3 separate regions of the Homo sapiens genome follow, and regions 2 and 3 are each linked to region 1. The links are chromatin contacts, found by Hi-C or POLR2A ChIA-PET in ENCODE. All regions are on one chromosome and are shown on one strand. Each heading gives the region's core, a stretch centred on a gene start or an enhancer-like site at or near the end of the contact. The rest is flanking DNA. Distances are from core to core; before and after follow the strand shown.

Region 1 (4,019 bases), core at 1,215-3,714:
AAGCCAGGAGTCCAGGTTGGGCAACATAGTGAGACCCCATCTCTACAAAATAATTTTTAAAAACTTAGCTGGGCATGGTGGTGTGTACCTGTAGTCCCAGATACTCAGGAGGCTGAGGCGGGAGAATGGCTTGAGGCCAGGAGGTCAAGGCCTGGCCACTGCACTCCAGCCTGTAGGACAGATCCAGACCCTGTCTCTGAAAATAAAAAAAAGTTTGTGCTTTATTTTGAGGATTTATGCAAGGAGTGGAGCACCAGAGAAGTAAGGCAGGGGGGACAGTTGGGTGTTTTATGAAGCTTCCTTTGGCTACTCTGTGAAGGTGGAAAGGAAGGGTCCAGGAATGGAGGCTGATAGCCCAGAGGGAGTTGGAGGAGGAACTGTAAGGAGGGGAGGAGAGAGTGGGTGTGAGGAATGCCTGGGAGCCTGCGTGGACAGTTGGTGAGGGGTGGAGGGGAGGCATCAGAAAGAAGCATACGGCTGTAACCCGGGGACAGAGTTACACTAGTGCTTCAGGAGGGAGGCTGAGGCTGCAGTGAGCCAAGGTGCGCCACTGCACTCCAGCATCCACGACGGAGTGGGACCCCGTCTCAAAAACAAAAACCCAAATGCAGTAGGGCTTTCCTGAGTTGTGGACCCTATAGGAGGCGCAGGTTTTGGAGGAGGAAGGGGAAGAATTGCTCCTTCCTAATTATGTCCTTTTTTGGAACCTACTGTCCCTTTCTTTTTTTCCCAGGGACACCTTCCCTAGGCCTGGGTGAGCTAAGACACTTCTCTCTCCCTACCTCCAACCCACACCACCCACCTACCTATTCCCCTCCCATTTATCCTGCAAACATCAGGATGACTTGGTTGACAAACTCCAACCGGCAAGAACTGGTCTGAGGAGGCTTAAACCTCCCTTCCCAGAGGTGGCCTGGAGAAAACTGCCTCCTCCCCTTAGGGAAACTCGTTGTAGGGGCGGAGCATTACGGGTGTGGGCTTTCAGGACACTAGCAGTGTCTTCTTTCTGCCTTATTTTTCTGTCACATTCCTGAGCATTTAGCAAACTTTCACTGGGACCTGCTACGTGTCCAGCCCTGTGCTAGGTGATCCTGCAGACCAAGAGGTGGTTGACAGAGATATCCTTGGTACCTGCCCTCGGCGGGGCGTTCCTCAGTCCATATAGTAACTGACAGTCCAGGACTGGGATGGCGGCACAGGAGGCCATGGAATCCTAGAATGGATCCTAACCCAACCTGGACTGCCAGGGAGGGCTTCGGAGAGGAGGAAACCTTTGAAATGTGTTCTGAGAAGCAGCCTGGGAATTGAGGGTATATTTTGAGGATGAGGAAACAAGTTTAAATATCCAGAGGCGAGAAGATTGCTTGAGGCCAGGAGTTCAAAACCAACCTGGGCAACACAAGAAAACCCCCCTCCCCCCTCCCCCATCTCTCTGTCACCCAGGCTGGAGTGCAGTGGCACGATCTCGCCTTCACTGCAACCTCAACCTCCCAGGTTCAAGCGATTCTCCTGCCTCAGCCTCCCAAGTGGCTGAGATTACAAGCGTGCGCCACCACGCCCAGCTAATTTTTGTATTTTTAGTAGAGACGGGGTTTCACCATTGTTGGCCAGGCTGGTCTCAAACTCCTGACCTCAAGTGATCTGCCCGCCTCCGCCTCCCAAAGTGCTGGGATTACAGGCGTGCGCCACTGCGCCCGGCAAAAAATAATATTAATAATAAAGATCCAGAGGCCTTTTATTGTCATGTTTGCGAACTTATTATGTACCTGGCATTGTTGTAGACACTGGGGTAAAGCAGGGAAGAAAACAAACAGAGAAAATCCTTTCGTTTTCCTGATGGGGTGAATGGGAGCTTGAAGCCATTTTAGAAAAACTGGAAGTGACTCAATGGGGCAGGATCGGAGAGAACCAGGAGAACGCATCAAGCAAGGTCGTGAGGGGCTTTGTGGCAAAAGGAAGGAGTTTGAAGTTTGTATTCGGGGTGGGTAGGAAGCCATGAACAGTAGCAGAGGAGTCATCTTGATGGAGCGGGGAAGGAAAGAGGGTGTCAGAAGACCCAGGTGGGACCACCAGAGGACGTGCTGAGAAAACCTGAGGATTAAGAAGGGGCCGCGCGGTAACGTATAGGGGGCGGGAGGGGCAGCAAGGGGGCGAGGCTACGATCGCCTAGGCAACGCGGGCCGCGCCACTCTATTGGCTGGTCTTCCGCTACGTCATCCCCCGCGCCCCAGCGTCCTCCCTCGGAACCCCGGGGGCGCGGCCTCCTCCGGTTGCTCGGCCCCGCCCGCCTGCACAGCGACTTGGGGAGGGGCATGCCAGCCCCTCTGGCTCCACGGTGGAGTCCAGGCCTACCATAAAGGAACCGCAGGGAGCAATGGTGACGATCTTGGAGCGAGGACTGTAGCTGAGTGGAAGGAAGCGGTTCTGTTGGACCGGCCGCCCTCCACCCCGGAGTCGCTGCCCCGCCCCCTGCCAGTTGCACTTCTTTAAATGGCCCGGGGCGCTAGGGAGGGGTGGGCGGATCCGGCGTCTCGGGGCACGGGCGGATGGCTCCGCCCAGCCAATCGACGCCCCGCGGCGGGCGGGACTCCAGCCAATCGCGGCTCGCGGCTCGGCTCCGGGGCGGGGCTGGTGGGCCAGAGGCCAGACGGAGAGGCCCCGCCGAGGTGAGCGAGGCTCCAACCGGTCACTGGTGGGTCCTGGCACTGGCGGGTCGCAACGCTGTGGGCGTTCCAGGAGGTGGTCGTGGCGAACCTGGCAGCTGCGGTGAGGAGTGGTCGCCTGGCTTGGGAATTTACCTTAGGCTGGGGGAGAGAGAAGCGCGCCCCGGGGACTTGCGGAGGCGGGGTCTGGGTGGGACCGGGGGAGGGGGCCTCAGATTCAGGGTGATGATAGGGAGGGTCTGGGGACCTGAGACTGAGTTCAAGACCCAGGAGGGGAGGCGAGGTTGTTGGGGCAGTATTTTCAAGTGGAGGGAGTTTGAAGCTGGGACGTTGGGCTTTTGGAGAAGCGAGAGAACAGAGGGGAGGAACTTTTGAGACAGGGAACCTGGAGATTCGATTCCACTTGGGTCTTCCGGACGGGTTGAATTCGGGGCTTTATCGTGTTCTGGAAAAGGTGTGAGAGGTACGGAGCTGAGATTCTGAGTATTTGGAGAAGCGAGAGAACTAGGGTCAAGGATTCTTGGGACTCCAAGACGCACTGGCGGGGGAAGGAGGTTGCCGGGAAGAGTTCAATGTTCGGGTCTTGGAGCCGGACAGCGAGTTTGGAGGTGAAGTCCAGGGGCGTTTGAAAGTCAGGAGACTAGGAGAAGTGGGAGGAAGTATCAGAATTAGGATACGTAGTCTCCCGAACTAGATCGGAGCATTGTCGTCTTTGAGCGATGTGTTCGGATCTGGGTCTCTGGATCCAAGGGCAGTTTGGAAGGAGAATCGCGGACTTTCAAGGAACAGAGGGACCGGGAGAAAGCAAATTTAGAGCCGGAGTCTGGGGTGGGGGAGGGGTGTTCCGGGCCTGGAGCTCAGACTCGCGGCCCCGGAGGCAATGGAGGGCGGGGCTCGGCAGGCGCCGGCAGCTGGACGTCCAGGTTCCCTTCCCCCACCCGCCTGTGCCCCTGTGCGCATGCCCTGAGGGAGAGCGGGGTGAGGGGGGTGGCTCGTCCCCTGGACGGGCGGAGCCCTCTGGGGATTGTAGTGCGTGCTCGACGTCAATTCGTGTACCTGGCGGCTGTTGGCCCCCGTTTCCCAGAAGCCCCTGGGCCAAATTGGGGCGTTCCTGGATGCTCTGTAAGGACCCATGGGGGGGCGGGGCCTTACAGTGTCGCGGTCTGATTGAGTGGGACCTCCGAGGGGGCGGGGCTTGGTCTGAGCTGAGTTCTAGCAAGTTTTCCTATGGGGCGCGCTTTGGGGGAATCTGAAAGCGTGGGCAGAGGGAATGAGACAGGCCCCTTTCCTACTCTTGGGAGCGCTCCCAGTCGGTTAAGGAAGAGGACATAGAAATATCCCGACTGTTGAAGAAGA
Region 2 (3,765 bases), core at 713-3,212, 1.5 Mb before region 1:
CTCAAAAAAAAAAAAAAAAAAAAAGGAAACCTGATTCCACTAAAAGCCTGGGGGTGACAAAGAGGAAATAAACAGTAACTAGCCAATCTGATCTTCAAAGTGTAACTCTTCCATCTTCAGTGTGGGGCCCTTGCAAAGGGCTTCCCTGCCTATTGCGCCACCAGCCCCTCAGACAGGGCCATCTTCCTCCCACCTCCTGGGAACACCTTCCAGCAGGCCTCAAAGCACAAACCCTAAACTGCTGTAGATCTTGGAAGACAAGAGCTGGGCCTAAAAGAGTCACTTGGGGCCAGGCGCAGTGGCTCACACCTGTAATCCCAGCACTTTGGGAGGCCGAGGCGGGCAAATCACAAAGTCAGGAGTTCGAGACCAGCCTGGCCAACATGGTGAAACCCCATCTTTACTAAAAATACAAAAAATTAGCTGGGCATAGTGGCGGGCGCCTGTAATCCCAGCTACTCGGGAGGCTGAGGCAGGAGAATCGCTTGAACCCAGGAGGAGGTGGAGGTTGCAGTGAGCCAAGATTGTGCCACTGCACTCCAGCCCTGGCGACAGAGTGAGACTCCGTCTCAAAAAAAAAAAAAAGTCACTTGAACCTGGGCATGGTGGCTCACACCTGTAATCCCAATACTTGGGAAGGCCAGGCAGAAGGATCGCTTGAGTCCAGGAGTTTGAGACCTACTGGGCCAACACAGCAAAATCCCTTATCTACTTAAAAAAATTTTCAAAAAAAAAAAGGTCACCTGGTTATCCCATATAGATATTTTCCTTCCAGCCCCACCCAGCTGCTTTGGAAAATTAGGATCCCAGTCTGCTTAAGGGAGCCCAGGCTTCCCTATACTTCCACACACATTTCTTGAGGCCCTGTTCTGGTTCACCCCATTAGAATTCAATTAGAATTCCAGCCCTGTGGGCCAGGCACAATGGCTCACGCCTGTAATCCCAGCACTTTGAGAGGCTGAGACAGGAAGATCACGAGGTCAGGAGTACGAGACCAGCCTGGCCAACATGGTGAAACCCCGTCTCTACTAAAAAAATACAAAAATTAGCTGGGCGTGGTGGCGGGCGCCTGTAATCCCAGCTACTCTGGAGGCTGAGGCAGGAGAATCGCTTGAACCCAGGAGGCAGAGGTTGCAGTGAGCCGAGATTGCGCCATTGCACTCCAGCCTGGGCAACAAGAGCGAGACTCCATTTCAAAAAAGCCCACAAAACTTCTCAACCTTTTGTCTTTCCCAACTTCACTCCCTTCTCTCCAAAGGTGTGTGTGGCGGGGTCGGAGGTGTCCCTAGCCCCAACTCATTCATCTTTGGGACTCCACAAGGTGGGGCAGGGGGCAACCTCAGATACCCCTCCAGCAACCATGGCCCCCTCACTAGCCTCAATCTCTTGAGGAAGGAATCAATTCCCACAAATTATCTAAATCTTTCTACTCAAAATGTAGTCCATGGACCAGGGGCATCAGCATCACCTGGGAACTCAGAAATGGAAATTATGGGCTCCACCCCAGACTTGCTGAATGAAAACATCTGGGCTAGGGCCCAGGAATCTGTTTTAGCAAGCCCTCCAGGTGTTTTTTTATGCCCTCTAGAGTCAGAAGGACAGCTCTGCACGGTCCCCATTGTGCCTTCCCTGGGAGAGTACACAACGCCCGCTTCTGCCGTTAGAGTTCCCATAACGCCCTCGCTCCTGACAGCCCACATGCACCCTCCTGAAACTACAACTCCTATAATACCCAGAGGCGCGCGCCGTCACTTTCTGGGATTATATCTCCCAAGGTGTTTTGCGAGTCAGACCGCCATCATAGCGCCCATCCTCTTAGTCACCGTCAGGACTACAACTCCCACAATACTCGGCGGCAGAACTACAGTCCCCAGCTGCTCCGGGGCTGCGCCACGTCGACTCCGCTGGGTGGGGCCGGCGTCGGGCGGGGCCGGCGGGGTCTTCAGGGTACCGGGCTGGTTACAGCAGCTCTACCCCTCACGACGCAGACATGGCAGCGCAGAAGGACCAGCAGAAAGATGCCGAGGCGGAAGGGCTGAGCGGCACGTGAGCGAGCTGGCTCTAGGCCCTCGGACCAGAGACCCGGGAGTCCGGGCCCCCGGCCCCCTCCTCCCTCCTCCCTCGAGAGCCTGGAGTCCCAGCCCCGAGCCGCAGAAGTGTTGGCCCCGGTCTCCTCTAATGGGACCCTGGAGTCTGGGCCCCTAGTCCCCTCCCTGCCTGCTGTACAGGAATCTGGGGTCCCGGGAGGGAGTCCAGGCACCCTTAGTCCCCTTCTTTTGCGGGGGTCTGGGGCTCCATCCCGGTCCACCACTGACCCGGCCCCACCCCCCGCAGGACCCTGCTGCCGAAGCTGATTCCCTCCGGTGCAGGCCGGGAGTGGCTGGAGCGGCGCCGCGCGACCATCCGGCCCTGGAGCACCTTCGTGGACCAGCAGCGCTTCTCACGGCCCCGCAACCTGGGAGAGCTGTGCCAGCGCCTCGTACGCAACGTGGAGTACTACCAGAGCAACTATGTGTTCGTGTTCCTGGGCCTCATCCTGTACTGTGTGTGAGTGCCTCCCGGGCCCCGCACCCGCACTAGCCCCGACCGGCTGGACCCCTCCTCTCGCCGCTCAGGCCCCGCCCTTCACCGCCCGGTCCCTCCTCTCACCGCCCAGGGCCCTCTTCTCACCGCCCAGGCCCCGCCCCCAAGGATTGGCTCTGCTAGACTACCTTGTCACCAAAGGGCCAGGTCCCCTACCCCACCATCACCCTGGCCAGGATGCAGTGTGACTAAATGTCACCTGGCCCTCCCTGGTCTCCAGGATGTAGCTTGCCGCCCGCCGGTGGAGAAGGCCAGGGCCGTCGGGCTGGCCCAGCCCCAGCTGTCTAACCGCTGCCTCCCTGCACTCCTCCTCCAGGGTGACGTCCCCTATGTTGCTGGTGGCTCTGGCTGTCTTTTTCGGCGCCTGTTACATTCTCTATCTGCGCACCTTGGAGTCCAAGCTTGTGCTCTTTGGTGAGAAACCCCCTGCCCAGATGAATCCTTGGTCCCTCAAATCTTGGTCTTTTGGAATGCAGACAGACCTCAGACCCCAAATCCAAGTCCTTCAAAACCCAAGTCCGCCCAAGCCTAGATGTACACTAGATCCCCCAAACCTGATCCCTTAAAATCTCAGACACAACCGATCCTTCCATCGAGTCTCAGCCCCCTCAAATTGCTATTCCTCAAACCCAGGATCCACCTGGCTGCTGTGCCTTAAACCTACTCCTTTTCAAACCACATGACTCCTCCCCTCTCTCTCCTCCCCTTGCCGCTCTCTGCGGCCAACATCAGCTGCAGGTGCCCACACTGGACACCAGGTGGCCACCTTACACTGGCCTAGATCTGTTCCCGTTTCTTTTCCTGCTTTCTGGGGTGTGACCAGAAAGAACTTGGAACTTAGAGAGGGAAGCCGAGGAGTATGTTTCATGTGGTTCCCAGACTAGTAGTACCAAGGACCACTGGGAAAACAAAATGCCAGGGGAAATTCCCCCCAGGGGAAAATCAAGGTTTGGAGTGGGGTCAGGGAGTTGGGATTGGACAGTTAGGTAGACCTGAAGGCCAGGCTCTTCAGGGGCCTGCAAGTTATGTGCTTGATGGGCTGGGGTGGAGGGAGTGCCTGAAGCACAGGCACGACTTGGCTTCAGCTGATCACCGTCACCAGAGCATGTAGACCCCATCCCTGAGACTTCTATGAGAAGCCTGAAGTTGGTATTTTTATGTGAAATCGTTCACTTTGCCAGC
Region 3 (3,713 bases), core at 960-3,459, 1.8 Mb before region 1:
TGTTTAGGGGATTGGATGATATCACACATGCACAGCGCTCATACACTGTAGGCGCCCACTACAACCCACTTAGCAAGACAGAATCCTTCACAGTTTGTTAAATTGCTTTCCTATTCTCCCTACTCTTCGTTTGATTTAATGATAGTCACTTACCAGGCCCCCTTGTGAGTTTAGCCCAGGACTATGCTTCCGTAGCTTACCATTGCCATCCATTTGTTTCACAAGTAGGGAAACTGAGGCCCAGAGAGGGGAAGGGATTTCTTGGAGGGTTTGTTTGTTTGTTTGAGACGGAGTCTCACTCTGTCGCCCAGACTGGAGTGCAGTGGCACGATCTTGGCTCACTGCAACCTCCGCCTCCCGGGTTCAACCGATTCTCCTGCCTTAGCCTCCCGAGTAGTTGGGATTACAGGTGTCCACCACCACGCCCGGCTAATGTTTGTATTTTTTAGTAGAGACGGGGTTTTGCCATATTGGTCAGGCTGCTCTCGAACTCCTGATCTCAGGTGATCCACCCGTCTCGGCCTCCCAAAGTGCTGGGATTACAGGCGTGAACCACCGCGTCCGGTCTTGTTTGTTTGTTTGAGACAGAGTTTTGCTATTGTTGCCCGGACTGGAGTGCAATGGCGCAATCTCGGCTCACGGCAACCTCCGCCTCCAGGGTTCAAGCGATTCTCCTGCGTCAGCCTCCCGAGTAGCTGGGATTACAGGCATGCGTCAGCACGCCCGGCTAATTTTGTATTTTTAGTAGAGATGGGGTTTCTCCATGTTGGTCAGACTGGTCTCGAACTCCCGACCTCAGGTGATCCGCCCGCCTCGGCCTCCCAAAGTGCTGGGAATGCAGGCGTGAGCCACCGCACCTGGCGTTTGTTTGTTTCTTGAGACAAAGTCTCGCCCTGTGGCCCAGGCTGGAGTGCAGTGGCACTATCTCTGCTTACTGCTCCCTGGTTCAAGAGATTCTCTTGTCTCAGCCTCCCAAGTAGTTGGGATTTCAGGCGCGTGCCACCACATCCGGCTAAGAACAGACAGGGTTTCATCATGTTGGCCAGGCTGGTCTCGAACTCCTGGCCTCGTGTGATCCGCCCACCTCGGCTTCTCAAAGTGCTGGGATTACAGACGTGAGCTACCGCGCGCAGCCGATTCTTTTGAATTCACTGCTACAGCTCAGGCAGAGCCAGTACTGGGCCAGTGCTAGGCAGGACCCAGATCTCCCGACTCCCAAGAGGAGTTAATTGCGGGGGTGGGAAGAGGTCCAGGGAGGGGACTTGTCTCAAGTACATGCAGGTCCTGACCTTGAGTCACCTAAGTGGGGGGCGTGGCGACCGTCACACCCAAGGCCCCGCGGTAAGGGGACACGCATACACCACAGCCTAGACTCCCTGACAGACCCTCTCTAGTTGTTGCAAGTTAGGGAGCGGGTATCTGGGCGACCCTGGAGGGCAGAGATTGGAAGGGGTTACGGAGGGGCCGTTTTGGCTCTGGGTGGAGACATCTGACTGTGATGGGGGTCGTGATGGACGCCATCGAGATGTACACAGTCGGAATGGAGGGTTCTGTTGCCGCTTGGAAGGAGGTATCCGTCCTGAACGTGAGATGAGGGAATTCTGGTTTTGATCAGGGGAAGGAACTTATAGACTGCGGGGGTGGTGGTGGGGGGGCGGGATTTCCATTTGGGATCACGAGAGAGCACAGTTGAGATGTAGATCCCTGGTTGTCACTAGAAGTGAGGGACAATCTAATGGAGGAGTGCCCAGGACCAGATCATATAAGGCCTGGGAGTTTACTGGGAGACGGGAAAGTAGTGATTGTGTTACTTTGCCACGGGCAACTAGGGGCAGTGGTGATGTGGGCGTCTAGCTCGTGATCAGGAGGGGGCTGTAGTTTATGAGATGAGTAGTTACAACTACTCGTGACGTGGCGCTACATGGCCCCGGTGGCTTGAGTCACGGGCAGGAAGTAGGGACCTGGAACCGGGTACCAGATACAGCCCAAGAGGCGGCGTGCTCTCGCTCTGCGCAAGCGCAGCACTCGCGAACCAAGATGCTTCGGTTGGGGGCAGGTCAAGCGGCCCAGGAAGGGCGGGGCTTGGAGGCCTCGTTCTGCGCATGCGCCGAAGGGGCGTGGCGGTCGCACCTGCGCGAGTTGGGGGAAGGAGGAGGGGCGAGGTGACGCAGGCGTAATAATAGAGAAGGTGCCAGAAAGATCCAAAACAAGTGGCTGCGGCCGTCGCCCAGGAGTCATCGGACGCCAGAATCTGGTGAGGATCCAGAGAGGCCTAATGGTGACTGGTGGCGGGTAGACAGGACCACCTGGGCTCTGGGGAGCGGGCGGGGCCGCCCTTGCAGGGCGAGGGGGTCGGGTTCGGACGGTACCACCTGTGTGGAGCAAAGGGGCTGCCTGGGTCGCTCCTCTGTGTAGGGGGCAGAGGGTCACTTTCGGGAGGTACCACTTGCGTAGAGCCGGGGGACTCATCAGACGGTACCGCTGGACGGAGAAAAGGGGCTCGTCTGGGCAGTCCTACCCAGAGTCAGGGGCAGTCAGCAGGGAGCCCCGGGGTGGGCCCCGAGGCTTGTTTGGGCCGCATCGTTTGGTCAGGTCCGGAGGCGAGCTCCGAACGTAGCACGGTGGTGGGGGCAGAAGCCGAGCGGGCTCCGGCGTCCCGACCTGTTCTTAGGGGACCTCGGGCGGGACCATTCCCTCCCGGGGGAGGGGGAGGCCGAGGCGGTTGGGGGTGCGGGAGCGGCCCTGCCCGGCGCGATTGGGCGGGGGAGACGCGCTGGCGGTGTGGGGTTCGGGCCTCCGCGTCGCTGACCACTGCCCCCTCCCCGCTGTGTGGGTTCTAGGCCGGGTTCTGAGCTTGTTCCGCCTCCCTCCCCCGGGAATGGCGCTATCCGGGTCGACCCCGGCCCCGTGCTGGGAGGAGGATGAGTGCCTGGACTACTACGGGATGCTGTCGCTTCACCGTATGTTCGAGGTGGTGGGCGGGCAACTGACCGAGTGCGAGCTGGAGCTCCTGGCCTTTCTGCTGGATGAGGCTCCTGGCGCCGCCGGAGGCTTAGCCCGGGCCCGCAGCGGCCTAGAGCTCCTGCTGGAGCTGGAGCGCCGCGGGCAGTGCGACGAGAGCAACCTGCGGCTGCTGGGGCAACTCCTGCGCGTGCTGGCCCGCCACGACCTGCTGCCGCACCTGGCGCGCAAGCGGCGCCGGCCAGGTACGGTTGAATGGGAGGGTGTCACACTTCCTGGGAGGAAAGGGCCTGGCTCCCGCTGGGCCTCCCTGGTGCCCTGATACGGACAGTGCCATATCAGGCAGCTTATGTCCCATTCTGCTACTCTCTCTTCCCACAATATCAATGAGCAACATAAGAGGAAGAAAGCATGGCTTTGGGAATTTGGCCACATCAGTGATGATGATTTTGGCCACTGTTTACGGAGGGCTTGTTTCATGCCAGGCACAGCTGTCAGCCCTTCATATGAACTAGTGCCTTATAGTCTCCCAGTAATCTCACAAGGAAGTCCTGTTACTGTCTTCACTGTAACCAAGAAAATAACAAGTTCAGAGAAGTTAAGCAGTTTGCACGTATAATAACAATCCTGTTTGCTGGGCCTAGGAGGGATACAGGATGATGGAGCTGACAAGGTGTTTGTTCCATGAAGTTTAAGTTTAGTGGGGGCAATCAGATAATAAGAGAACTTATTTTTAGACGCTGTTGTAGGAA

What was found. Hi-C counts contacts between places; a loop is a spot of excess contacts on that map. ChIA-PET counts read pairs that join two places held with the same protein, here RNA polymerase II (POLR2A). Pooled maps may share reads with other maps.
Region 2: a loop to region 1 is called in a map of dorsolateral prefrontal cortex, with 5 times the contacts of the local background. The contact joins the promoter of RABAC1 here to the promoter of SERTAD3-AS1 in region 1. A Hi-C loop is called at or near these places in 1 of 168 maps with a recorded cell type or tissue (dorsolateral prefrontal cortex), 1 of 37 single-sample maps with no recorded cell type and 5 of 50 pooled maps. POLR2A ChIA-PET finds 5 or more read pairs at or near these places in 1 of 52 experiments (activated B cell).
Region 3: a pooled map shows a loop between it and region 1 (16-fold over the local background). The contact joins the promoter of DEDD2 here to the promoter of SERTAD3-AS1 in region 1. A Hi-C loop is called at or near these places in 8 of 50 pooled maps.

Annotation. Positions count from the first base shown.
Region 1 is chr19:40,442,962-40,446,980 of GRCh38, reverse strand. It overlaps SERTAD3-AS1 (SERTAD3 antisense RNA 1), which reads right to left and starts at 2,464. Exons shown (of 2, transcript NR_187496.1): 1 at 2,353-2,464; 2 at 1,718-2,091. It overlaps SERTAD3 (SERTA domain containing 3), which reads left to right and starts at 2,646. Exons shown (of 2, transcript NM_203344.3): 1 at 2,646-2,766. RefSeq lists silencers at 2,115-2,334, 2,395-2,714, 2,895-2,954, 3,420-3,799.
Region 2 is chr19:41,957,518-41,961,282 of GRCh38, reverse strand. RABAC1 (Rab acceptor 1) reads left to right here and starts at 1,962. Exons shown (of 5, transcript NM_006423.3): 1 at 1,962-2,046; 2 at 2,335-2,547; 3 at 2,900-2,997. The coding sequence starts at 1,991. RefSeq lists an enhancer at 1,585-1,874 and silencers at 1,985-2,234, 2,685-2,754.
Region 3 is chr19:42,216,173-42,219,885 of GRCh38, reverse strand. It overlaps DEDD2 (death effector domain containing 2), which reads left to right and starts at 2,209. Exons shown (of 5, transcript NM_133328.4): 1 at 2,209-2,254; 2 at 2,841-3,206. The coding sequence starts at 2,879. RefSeq lists enhancers at 98-973, 974-1,850 and silencers at 2,622-2,721, 2,732-2,791, 2,873-3,078.